2 separate regions of the Homo sapiens genome follow, and region 1 is linked to region 2. A link is a contact called in ENCODE Hi-C or POLR2A ChIA-PET data. All regions are on one chromosome and are shown on one strand. Each heading gives the region's core, a stretch centred on a gene start or an enhancer-like site at or near the end of the contact. The rest is flanking DNA. Distances are from core to core; before and after follow the strand shown.

What was found. Hi-C counts contacts between places; a loop is a spot of excess contacts on that map. ChIA-PET counts read pairs that join two places held with the same protein, here RNA polymerase II (POLR2A). Pooled maps may share reads with other maps.
Region 1: a pooled map shows a loop between it and region 2 (7-fold over the local background). The contact joins the promoter of ACTN1 here to the promoter of RAD51B-AS1 in region 2. A Hi-C loop is called at or near these places in 5 of 50 pooled maps. POLR2A ChIA-PET finds 5 or more read pairs at or near these places in 3 of 52 experiments (BJ, GM12878 and PC-3).

The regions. Positions count from the first base shown.
Region 1 is chr14:68,975,588-68,981,291 of GRCh38, reverse strand. It overlaps ACTN1 (actinin alpha 1), which reads left to right and starts at 1,990. Exons shown (of 22, transcript NM_001130004.2): 1 at 1,990-2,340. The coding sequence starts at 2,236. It overlaps ACTN1-DT (ACTN1 divergent transcript), which reads right to left and starts at 1,610. Exons shown (of 4, transcript NR_073422.1): 1 at 1,508-1,610; 2 at 1,105-1,364. RefSeq lists a silencer at 1,933-1,982 and enhancers at 1,124-2,122, 2,123-3,122.
Region 2 is chr14:68,684,065-68,689,257 of GRCh38, reverse strand. It overlaps RAD51B-AS1 (RAD51B antisense RNA 1), which reads left to right and starts at 3,818. Exons shown (of 4, transcript XR_007064220.1): 1 at 3,818-3,887. RefSeq lists enhancers at 3,481-3,530, 5,114-5,193.

The sequences.
Region 1 (5,704 bases), core at 741-3,240, 290 kb before region 2:
CTTCTGAGAACCAGGGGGCACTTTCTTCACCTTTTCCATGGGTGGCTTTCAGGTATCCACCATCGCCTGGAGAGAAGGTAGAGGACAAAATCCAGCCCATAATTCAGGGCCCTTCCTGTCAGTGAACTTCTTCTTCTAACTCCTTCACTCACTTCTGAATTGACATATTTGCATTTTAAATTTAAATTTAAATTTAAATTTTTGCAGTTGATGCAGCCATTCATCCTACAAATACAGTCCTCCCTTAGTATTGGCAGGGTATTGGTTTCAGCATCCCCATGGATACCAAAATCTGAGGATGCTCAAGTCCCTCACAGTCAGCCTGGGTATCTGCGGGTTCTGAAGCCTGTGGATATAAAGGGCCAAATGCATATATGTATGTATATATTTTGAGACAGTCTTGTTTTGTCACCCAGGCCGGAGTGCAATGGTGAAAATGCACCTCACTGCAACCTCGACCTCCCAGGCTCAAGGGAGTCTCCCGCCTCAGCTTCCCAAGTAGCTGGGACTACAGGCGTGTACCACCATGCCCGGCTGATTTTTGTATTTTTAGTAAGGACGGGGTTTTGCCACGTTGGCCAGGCTGGTCTCCAACTCCTGGGCTCAAGCGATCTGCCCGCCTCAGCCTCTCAAAGTGCTGGGATTACAGGTGTGAGCCACCGCCACCGTGGCCAGCCTCAAATCCATAAATTAAGCTCTACTATGTGCTGGGTGCTGGGGTGGAAGACTGGCACATCTGTTGTTCACAAGACAGTGCATAACCTAGGAGAGGTTTATTTGCTACTGTTCTTCGGAACCGGGATCCCATAGAGGAGCCTGCCAGAACGCGAGGCCTGCTCCTTCCCGGGCATTAGCGCGTTTAGACTCTCCTCTTACTAAGCCCAGGGAAAGGAGTCCTGGCAGGTGGCAAGCAGAAGTTAGAGCTATTTAGTCACTCCCGCCCTCCATCCTCCTCCAATGACAATAAGGTTTTGTTTGTCAGGCATAAGGTTACCGGATTGGCCTGTGAAGTCCAGAAGCTCTTTCCGCGCTCGGCTCTTTGAGCCTCAGTTTCCCCATCTGTCAGGCGTGTGTATGTGGGAGGGGGGTACGGAGTAGATTTACCTAGATCACTCGGGGTTGTCCCTTCCAGTTTTGAGGGTGATGTCGGGGTGTCTGTGAGGAGGAGGGAGGACCCTGCCACGCGAAGGTAGTTTTGGTCGCAGCAGCCAGCCAAGTGTGCCCGCGGAGACCGGCAGGGAATTCCGGGAGGCCCCGCTGTGGAGCGGTCCCCAGAGCCCGAGGGCGAGCTAGAAGAGTTCCTGCGGCGAGGCGGGAACGCTCGGTAGCCTCTGAGAGCAGTTCGCTGGCGAGAAACCGGGTTCCTGCAGGGCAGGGATCAGCCGGGTCGCGCCTTGTAGGGTGGGGTGGGGTGGGGCGGGGCCGGGGGGGGCGGCGGTGGAGTCGTGAAATTCCCAAGAAATTCCTTTCCATTGCCCCACTCCGCCCCCTTTCCTAGGGTGCCGACCTGCCCAGACCCAGGTTCCCTGGGAAAGAGAAAATGAATGTTCTTCGGGTTTCCTCGCGTCCTTTCTCCAGCCCCCTCCCACCCCGGGGTTTGGAGCGCGCGTGGGAGCGCAATAACGGTGGCGGGGAACGGGTCCAATCCCGGCGGCTCCTGGGGTTCCCAAGCGCGCTGCCACTCAGTCCCCGAGCTCGGGGAGGCGTCTCCCGGCTTCGGTCCCGTTCAGCTTAAGCTGGCGTCACATGAGCCGCGGGGGAACGGGCACCGCGGGAGTGGGCGGGGGTGTGCGCGCCGGGAGGGGGCCGCCCAGTCCACCTATATGCGCCGCAGCCCGGCTGACGGATGCCAGGAATTCCCAATGAGAGGCGATGGGGGGAAGTTTGGGCAACTCGGCCTGGCCAATGGAGAGCCTCGGGAGGGCTCTGCCCCTTCCCCCCGCCCCCGCCCGCCTCGGCTCCCGCAGCGCTAGTGTGTCCGCCTAGTTCAGTGTGCGTGGAGATTAGGTCCAAGCGCCCGCCCAGAGGCAGGCAGTCCGCGAGCCCAGCCGCCGCTGTCGCCGCCAGTAGCAGCCTTCGCCAGCAGCGCCGCGGCGGAACCGGGCGCAGGGGAGCGAGCCCGGCCCCGCCAGCCCAGCCCAGCCCAGCCCTACTCCCTCCCCACGCCAGGGCAGCAGCCGTTGCTCAGAGAGAAGGTGGAGGAAGAAATCCAGACCCTAGCACGCGCGCACCATCATGGACCATTATGATTCTCAGCAAACCAACGATTACATGCAGCCAGAAGAGGACTGGGACCGGGACCTGCTCCTGGACCCGGCCTGGGAGAAGCAGCAGAGAAAGGTTAGCAGCCGCCCCCGCCCGCTGCAGCCCCCAGCCCCCAGCCCCCAGCCCCGACCCGCTCTGCCTGCCGGGCTCTCGGCTCCGGGCTCTGAACCGGTTCCGGGCGCGCACGGGAGGGGGCGGGGGCGGTGCGGCCGTTGCGAGGTGGGGTGTTGGGTTACAGGCGCCTGGCGGAAGCGGGAGCGCCCCTGCCCCGGAGCCCGGGAACGCCGGGCCGGAGCGCGGGGAGGTGGCGCCGCTGGCGGGCAGGTCTCCTTGGGGGTCCGTGGTCCAGGCCACCCTGCGGCTGTTGCAACCATCCCCGCGTGGGCTGTGCTCGGGGGCGGTGGTCTTCAGGCTGGGGCTGAGACCCCGGCTCGGGGCTGCTTGCTCCGGATCGATTTTCCCTTTTCTTCCGCCCCTGGCCACCTCTCCATATGGCGTGCGGTGGCAGCGCCGCTTCCTGGGCCGCCCTGGGTTCAACCTGAGCGGCGGGCCTCCCGGGACCCTGCTGCCCCTTAGGCGGAGGGGAGAGCGCCGGAGAGATCGGCGGCCGCCTCCGGATCTGCCTGGAGAAGGACCAGCTGGAGTGCGGCTGGGGACGAGAAAACTGGGGGGCGTACGCGGGCTCCCCCGCGGGCCCTGTGGGGGCGGGGTCAGGACAGCAGACCGTTTTATTGCTTAACTCAGTGGGTTGGAAGCTGTAACCCCGACATGGGCTTGCGCTACGTCCTGCCCCTCCGACCCCCGGGAAAGGTGGGCAGCTCGGTTCGAGTTGAGGGGCTGCAGAACGAGGGTCAGTCTTAGGGGATATTTGGGGCCAGTCACTGGGGATCCCTACTTAGCCACGGAGCTGCATCCCAGGCAGGCGCGGTGTGCCGGGTGCGCGCCCCGCCACGGGAGCTGGGCTCGGAGCTGGCGATGGGACCCGGGCACAGTGGCCAGTGGCAGGAAGAGGTCAGAAACCACTCGTGGTGGTGGGGGGAGGGCGCCTCAACCCTACCGCTGCTTCCTGCCTGCGCGGTGAGCCTGTGCCCCCAGGCGGCCACGTACCCTGAATACCCCTTTCCCTCCCCCTCCTCCCGGCTGCCCACTTCCATCCGGTCCCTCCCCGTTTCATACCCTCCCCACCCCCAGGCTGATCTGGGAATGGGGTTTTGGGTGGGGGGGGGACAGGATGGCGCGTCCCTTTGGATAGTGCGGTTAGGGCTGGGCTTGAGGGAGAACGCTCATGTCCAAAAATGGTAACATTCATTCCCTTTTTTAAACTTAAAAGGGGGGTAGTTTATAGAGCCGACTGAAGTTTTTTTTTTCAGCCAAAGGCATCCTGTATTAGCTCACTCAGGAATCCTAGGCCCTGAAACGGAGCCCTTTTACTCACTTCATCAGACAGGCAGAGGTAATCTAAAACACACACAATGGGCTTCCTCAAAGCAGGATGACCTGGGCCGCGGTGCCCAAGGCCTATGCAGGGCTGGGCCCTATACAGCGACATCGGTCATCTACATCGGACATGGGAAGGTCCCCTGACTTCGAACTGACTTCTTTGTAATGTGCCAGTTGCTTAAACTCCCCCTCTTCCTGTCATCTTCCTAGTAAGAGCTGAAGACTGGGGGCTGCAGACAGTCCCCCACTCACTTGGCTTATTTCCTGGGACCATGGGTGCTGTGGGTGGAACTGAAAAGTGAGTGAGTAATTTGGAGATCCCTATGGGGCACCAGGCAGAAGGCTCTTTAATAATTTCAGGGTGAAGCCTTCTTGAGAATGGATTTTAAATTAGAAGTGAGATTAGGGTGGTGGATTGGGGTCTTCCCTGGGGGTTAGAATCGAAGGAGAAATCCCTGCTTAGGGAGCACCTGCTTTGTGCCTGGGAGGGGCAGGAGTAACAGAGCTGCCTAGGAACTAGGCCCCTGAAAGGACTGTGAGACCAAGTTCCTAGGGGACAGACACTGAGCACCGGCCTGAACATCGTATTTAATATTTCTGAATGAATGAATATATTAAACGCAGTGGGGAGAAGAATATAGATTCCCAGGGCTCTGACCTGGGTGGCAGTGGGTGTGCCCCAGGCCTTTGGGCAGCCAGGTAGGAAGAGGTGGTCTGGGAAACTGGGTTATCCTGGAGGCAAACTCAACAGTGCCAAGAACTGGCATTTGCTGATATGTGCCAGGCACGAACAAGGACTAGGAAACCAGGGCCAGAGAGGGGAAGTAACCAGCTCCAAGTCCAGACTGTGTTTGGTGGGGCTGGGATGCAGCCATGTTTGGGACTGGCAGCTTCCCCTCACTTGTCCCTCCTTGGCAAGGGAGGCAGGAAAGCTGGGCCTCGCAGCCAGAGCCAGAGCATCTGGGAACCAGGAGAGCCGACACGTGCTTTGGGCGGGGTTGATGGAGGGGCCATGGCAGAAGGAGCTCTGGGCCTGACTCTGAAGATTCAGATCCACATTTTTTGTTTGTTTGTTTCCTGTTAATTCTCTAGATTATCTTTCGTGGGCCTCAGTCTGCAGAATTTCTGGCCTGCCTAGTTCTCAGTAGGGTGATATTAAGGAGGTGGTATTACAGGTGAGGGATAAGACGTAAGGTAAACGTGTTGCTTTTGACACTCTTTCTACTGACTGGGAGGCGGGGTTTGTGTGGGACCAGAGTCCACAAGTGGACAGAGGCTGATGGTTCCAGAGGGAGGCAGGGGAGTGAGTGTGAGGAGGGGAAGAGGAGGACACAGTGTAGAGGGATACAAAGGTCACCCGGTAGAAGGCAGAAGACCCTCTTTTTAGCTTTGGTGCAGCCATAGCTATTTCTGAGACTTTGGGCAAGTCTTTCCATTTCATCGAGCTTTTATTAGGTCATTCAGCAAATACTTTGTGAGCACTCATTCTGGGTCAGACACAGTTCCAGGTATTAGGGATGGGGCACTGAGCAAGACAGACCAAGTTCCCGTTCTTGTGGCATTTCCATTAGGTTTCCTCCTCTGTAAATGGGACACATTTCTGCCCGTGGAGCCCTCAGGACTCTTCTGGGGAATCAGGTTAAATGATGCATTGAGAAGTGCTTCCTTGGTGAAAGTATGGCCTGATGTGGAGGCAGGGAGAAGTCTGTGCAGGCAGGAGGCATGACTCAAGAAGCTGCACTGGCTTGGCCGAGGCTTGTCCCTCTTTCAAAGAATGCTTCGGTACGGAGTTCATGGGCTGGTCGCCATGCCTCCAGACACAAAATGCAGTTATCTTCCAGACAGAGCACGTGGATTAGAGGCATTTCCTCTACTTTTCCAGGTTTCATAACCTTCCTGATCTTTGAGGCTGGGCTCTGAAGTCACTTTTCCTAGGAGTTGCTGTTATTTTCAGGGTGACTGCAGCCCCCAGTTTTCTCCCTTATGTAATTTCGCTCAC
Region 2 (5,193 bases), core at 2,569-5,068:
ACACACCCAGGGGGAGCTACAGGGTAGGCCTGTGCCAGAAACTGCTGCATTCTTCTCAACCCTAAAGCCAAGGCTGTCTTTGCAAAATGCTTTCTCATTACTTGCAGGCACATTTTCCTCTACTGCACTCGGCTCTTGTTTCTATGCGCTGCTGCAGTCAAGGCTCTTTCTCCCTCCTCCCTCAAGCAGCTATACATACACAAAACACCTGCATTTTATTAATGCTGCCTGGAGCTGGGGCGGGATGGAGCCCCCTCTGCTCTCACCGCACCCCCTCCTCCTCAGCCATGCTCAGCGAAGCAAAACGCAGGGGTTAACCCTGTGTAGCTGGGTTTTTGTCCCAGAGACGTAGTCCCCACGAGGGGTACAGAAAAGTGCAGAAGAGGGGTCCTGTCCCCAGGACAGTTGGACAGACATTGTGGGAACCCCCGCACTGCCCTGGCACCACACATGCCTGGCCCCGAGCTTTTGGCCGAATTCTTGTTTGGCCCCAAAACTTTTCTCTCGAGGAGATGAGGATACCATTCTGTCTTGAAAGGAATCCTTGCGAAGCTGTAAGAGAAACTCCGAAAGGATGGCCCTGTAAACATCTCATCTCTCTGCCTTTAGGAGCCATTGGGACTAAACAATTCCAGAAAAATAGCTGCTTTTCTTTAAAAAAATATTTTAAATTAGAAAAAGCACAAAGAATGTAAAAGTGGACCGTAATCTCATCAACCTGGCAGCTTTGTTAACTTTGTTTTTAAACGCAATACATACACATTAGAAAGCATAACACGAAAATTTAATTTCTCTCCCCTCAAGTTACAGTTGCTCCTGTCAAAGGTAATGACTATTAAGAGTTTCTTGTGTGTTCTTTCCTTCCAGGGAAATAACTTGGGCATACAGTGACATCTTCTTTTTTTAATTAAAAATAAGTCTGGAATTCTTGTCATATCAGCACATGGAGATCGCCTCTATTCTTTGCTTTTTTTTTTTTTTTTTCTTGAGACAGAGTCTCACTCTTGTCACCCAGGCTGGAGGTCAATGGCGCTCTCTCTGCTCATGGCAACCTCCGTCTCCAGGGTTCAAGTGATTCTCCTGCCTCAGCCTCCCCAGTAGCTGGGACTACAGGCGCCTGCCACCATACCCGGCTAATTTTTTGTATTTTTAGTAAAAACGGGGTTTCATCATGTTGGCCAGGCTCGTCTCAAACGCCTGACCTCAGGTGATTCACCCGCTCGGCCTCCCAGAGTGCTGGGATTACAGGCATGAGCCACCGCACCTGGCCCTCCTTCATTCTTTTTAATGGTTGTGTGGGAATTCACGGTATGGCTGTACCATAGTTTATTTCAGCAGTGTCCTAGTGAGGGACCACAGGCCACTCCCAGTGACTAAGTCTTGCAGACATTGCTGCTATGAGGATCCTTAGACATATGCCTGGAGCCGTATGTGTGTGAGGATAACAGCAGAATTCCTGCCAGTGCAATTGCCGAGTCAAAGGATATGTGCATGCAATGTTTGGTCTCCTCTTTTTTGAAAAGGGCTGTTTCTTTTCCTGCCCTTCTCTATTTTTTTTTCTACCAGGCAAACTCCTACTTACCCATCAGAATCCAGCTCCAATTTCATCTCTGTGAAGCCTTCTCTGGTTGCTCTGGGAACCAACCAGCTCCTTCTTCCATGCTTCCTTGGTCCCTCTTACCAAGTCTTACTGTAGCCCAACGTTCTTTTTTGTTGTTGTTGAGATGGAGTCTCGCTCTGTCGCCCAGGCTGGAGTGCAGTGGCGAGATCTCGGCTCACTGCAAGCTCCGCCTCCCAGGTTCACGCCATTCTCCTGCCTCAGCCTCCCGAGTAGCTGGGACTACAGGCGCCCGCCACCACGCCCGGCTAATTTTTTTGTATTTTTAATAGAGACGGGGTTTCACTGCGTTAGCCGGGATGGTCTCGATCTCCTGACCTTGTGATCCACCCATCTCGGCCTCCCGCCCAACTTTTTTTAGGTGTTTCTTCTCCATATGAAATCATGATGTGAGGACATCGACATGCCTTCTTCTGGGGGCACAATGCTTTTGTCTTTAAAGTTTTCTTTGTGCAGTTCCACTTCTGGATATAGTATTGAAAGGAGGGACAGATATTTGTACCCCCAAGTCCACGGCAGCATTATCCACAATAGCCAAAAGGCGGAAACAACCAAGTGTCCATCACAGATGAATGGATGAACAAAACGTGCTACATGCACACACACACACACACACGCACGCATGCACCTGCACACGCACACACACACATGCACCTGCACATGCACACACAATGGAATAGTATTCAGCCTTCAAGAGGAATGAAATTTTGACACATGCTACAACATGGATGAAACTTGAGGACATTGTGCTAAGTGAAACAAGCCCGTCACACAAGAACCCTGCGTGACTCCACGTATGCAAGGTACTTAGAGTAGTCAAAATCATAAAGATGAAAAGGAGAATGGTAGTTGCCAGGGGCTGTGAGGAGGGGAAAGAGGAGTCAGTGTTTAATGGGCACAGAGTTTCAGTTTGGAAAGATGAAAAAGTTCTGGAGAGAGATGACGGGGAAGCTTATACAACGATGTGAATGTACTTAATGCCACTGAATTGTACACTTAAACATGGGTAAAATGGTAGCTTTTACGTTAGGTATATTTTACCAGGATAAAAAGTTTTTTGTGTTTGAAAATATACCCTCTAATAGACTCAGAGTTGCTGACAGGCCCTCTCCATGGGTTGATGTAACCGTCTCCTTACCTCAAGACGAGGTTGACCCATCCAAGATTGGAGGGAACTTATCCTATTTTCAGATTATTTCCAGGGAAGGGAGCCCATGACATTATTAGGCAATCTTTTCCAGTGTCTCAAAACCCCAGACATTCTGGGTACCAGACCTTTCCTGCTGCACCTGAAGTTGATTTTCCTTGGTCAGTAAGTGCTTTGTCAGGCCACAGACTTTTCATGCACTCAAAGGCTCTAGTTACACCATCCCTAGCGTAGATCTGATGGTGCCAAGTAACAAGCCAGCAAGTGGACTTTGGAGGCCCAGCAAGCCTCCCTGTCTCACAGGCTTCTCATCAGTATAATGGATAAACAGTGCGAGGCTTGGATTCCTAAGCAGTCCTGGGACACAGGCCCCGCCAGGCCCTGGCAGGTGAAGAGCCTACCATTTCTCACTTCATTTAGGATGTATAATAGTTTGTTGGACGCTAGAACTGTACCCTTTCAGATCTGTGTCTTTACTTTTCAGCTGGAGGCCTCTTGCTGACAGGGTAGCGTTTCCCAAAGACACGGGAGCTGAGCTGGTGAGTCATTTCAACAGCCCTTACACTCTCCTCTGACCAGAGACCACATGACATATTAATCAGCTGCTTGAAAGGTATACCTGGCAGGCATGTTTCCTGCAGCCTGGAAGATGCTGACCTCGTCAGCTTTGAAACATCAAAGGGCTAACAAGAGAACAACAGGCTGAGAAAGACCTCATCACCTGGGTGCCTGTTGACCGCAGCCTTGTAAGGCCCAACACAGCTGAGATGTGCTGTCTGGAGCTCGGAGGAAGTGGAGCTTTTTCTGCTGTGAGGACCCGCCTTCAGCCCCCTTTTGGGGCACAGGAAGGGGAGGGAGTGAGCCTAAATTGTGGCCCCATGCTTAGTGACTCAGATGTTACTGCTACCACAAAGGGAAATTCATGTGGGGGTGGACATCTCCAGAGACCTCACTCACCTGTGATTTGGGGGATAATAGCATCACTCATGTGTTCACGTGCCAGGCCTGTCACCCCGGAACATTAGTCAAAGGGCTGTGTTGACAGTGATTTCAACTCTTGAATTATACGAAGGACCTGGCCGCAAGAAGGCATTGAGCCCCGAGGAGGACAACAGGCCTCAGGTACTTCATGTGATTAAAGCTGAGACAAGGGGAGTCCCATGGGTCAGTCCTGTAACTGGGGTCTGATATACACTAGTGATAGGCATTAGCATAGTTTGCACATTATATGATAGTCTTGGTCCTTTTCATTTCCTGATAAGCTGGAATGTCTGACAGAGTAAATTCCAGATGCCCTTGTGGAATTCTCATTACGATCATGTTGCTAAGGAACTGTCTTCTACCTGTATGCAATTTGGAAATACTATTAATAGTATTAACATGGAGTTTTGCAGTGTGTGGGTTTATTTCTTATTGTATTTATAATCACCCCCACCACTACCTTCCCACCGCTGGCTCACCATCTGAGGAGCTGGCATCAGGAAACTCAAGAAAGAAGGAAGGAAGGAAGGAAGGAAGGAAGGAAGGAAGGAAAGAAGGAAGGAAGGAAGGGAAAGGTTGTCCAGGCTTCACAGGAAGAACTGCATTTGTATTATTCTGTATTGAATTCTCAGGACCTCCACATTGCAGGCATCTAGAGGCTCCAATTAATAGTTGATAAATCTTGAAGGGAGGAAAAAATAGTCACAGAAAGTTCACTTGAGTGACCTGAAATTCTATAGCAATTTAGCCAGGGAGCCGGGAGGAGAATATGCCCTTCCAACTTGCAGGCCAGCTCTCTGCAGGAAGCCAGGCAGCTCTCCCAGGGGAAGCAGTGGCCAGGGCAAGCATGGGTCTTGAAGCTCAGGACTGGCTTTAGGACTCTGGCTCAGACAAGATGGGTGGCTCAAAGGTATTGAAGGGCTAGGTAGGGCCCTGAAAATTGGGCCTTTCTGCAGCAATCATCAGGGAGACTAATGGTCCTGGGCTAGGGAAGGAGTCTTCTTGGCCCAGAATGGCCAAGCAGCCAAATATTAGAGCACCTCCAGGGAGGTGTCCCTGGAAAGGGTCCTCCCCCAGTCAGCTCCTGCGGAGTGCAGGCAGGTTTGGGGGTCTCTCCTCTAGGAGAGATCCAGGGAGCTTGAGAGCAAAAGTGACAATGTGCCTGCCTTCTTCCTTCTCTGTAGGGCTCTGTTCTCTTTCTTCTTTTTTGAGGCAGGATCTTTTGCTTTATTGTCCAGGTTGGAGTGCAGTGGCATGATCACGGCTCACTGCAGCCTCAGCCTCCTGGGCTCAAGCAATCCTCCCACCTCAGCTTCCTGAGTAGCTGAGACCATGCCTGGCTAATTTTTAAGTTTTTTTGTAGAGACGAGGTCTCATTGTGTTGCCCAGGCTGGTCTTGAACTCCTGGGCTCAAGCAATTCTCCCACCTCAGCCTCCCAAAGCACTG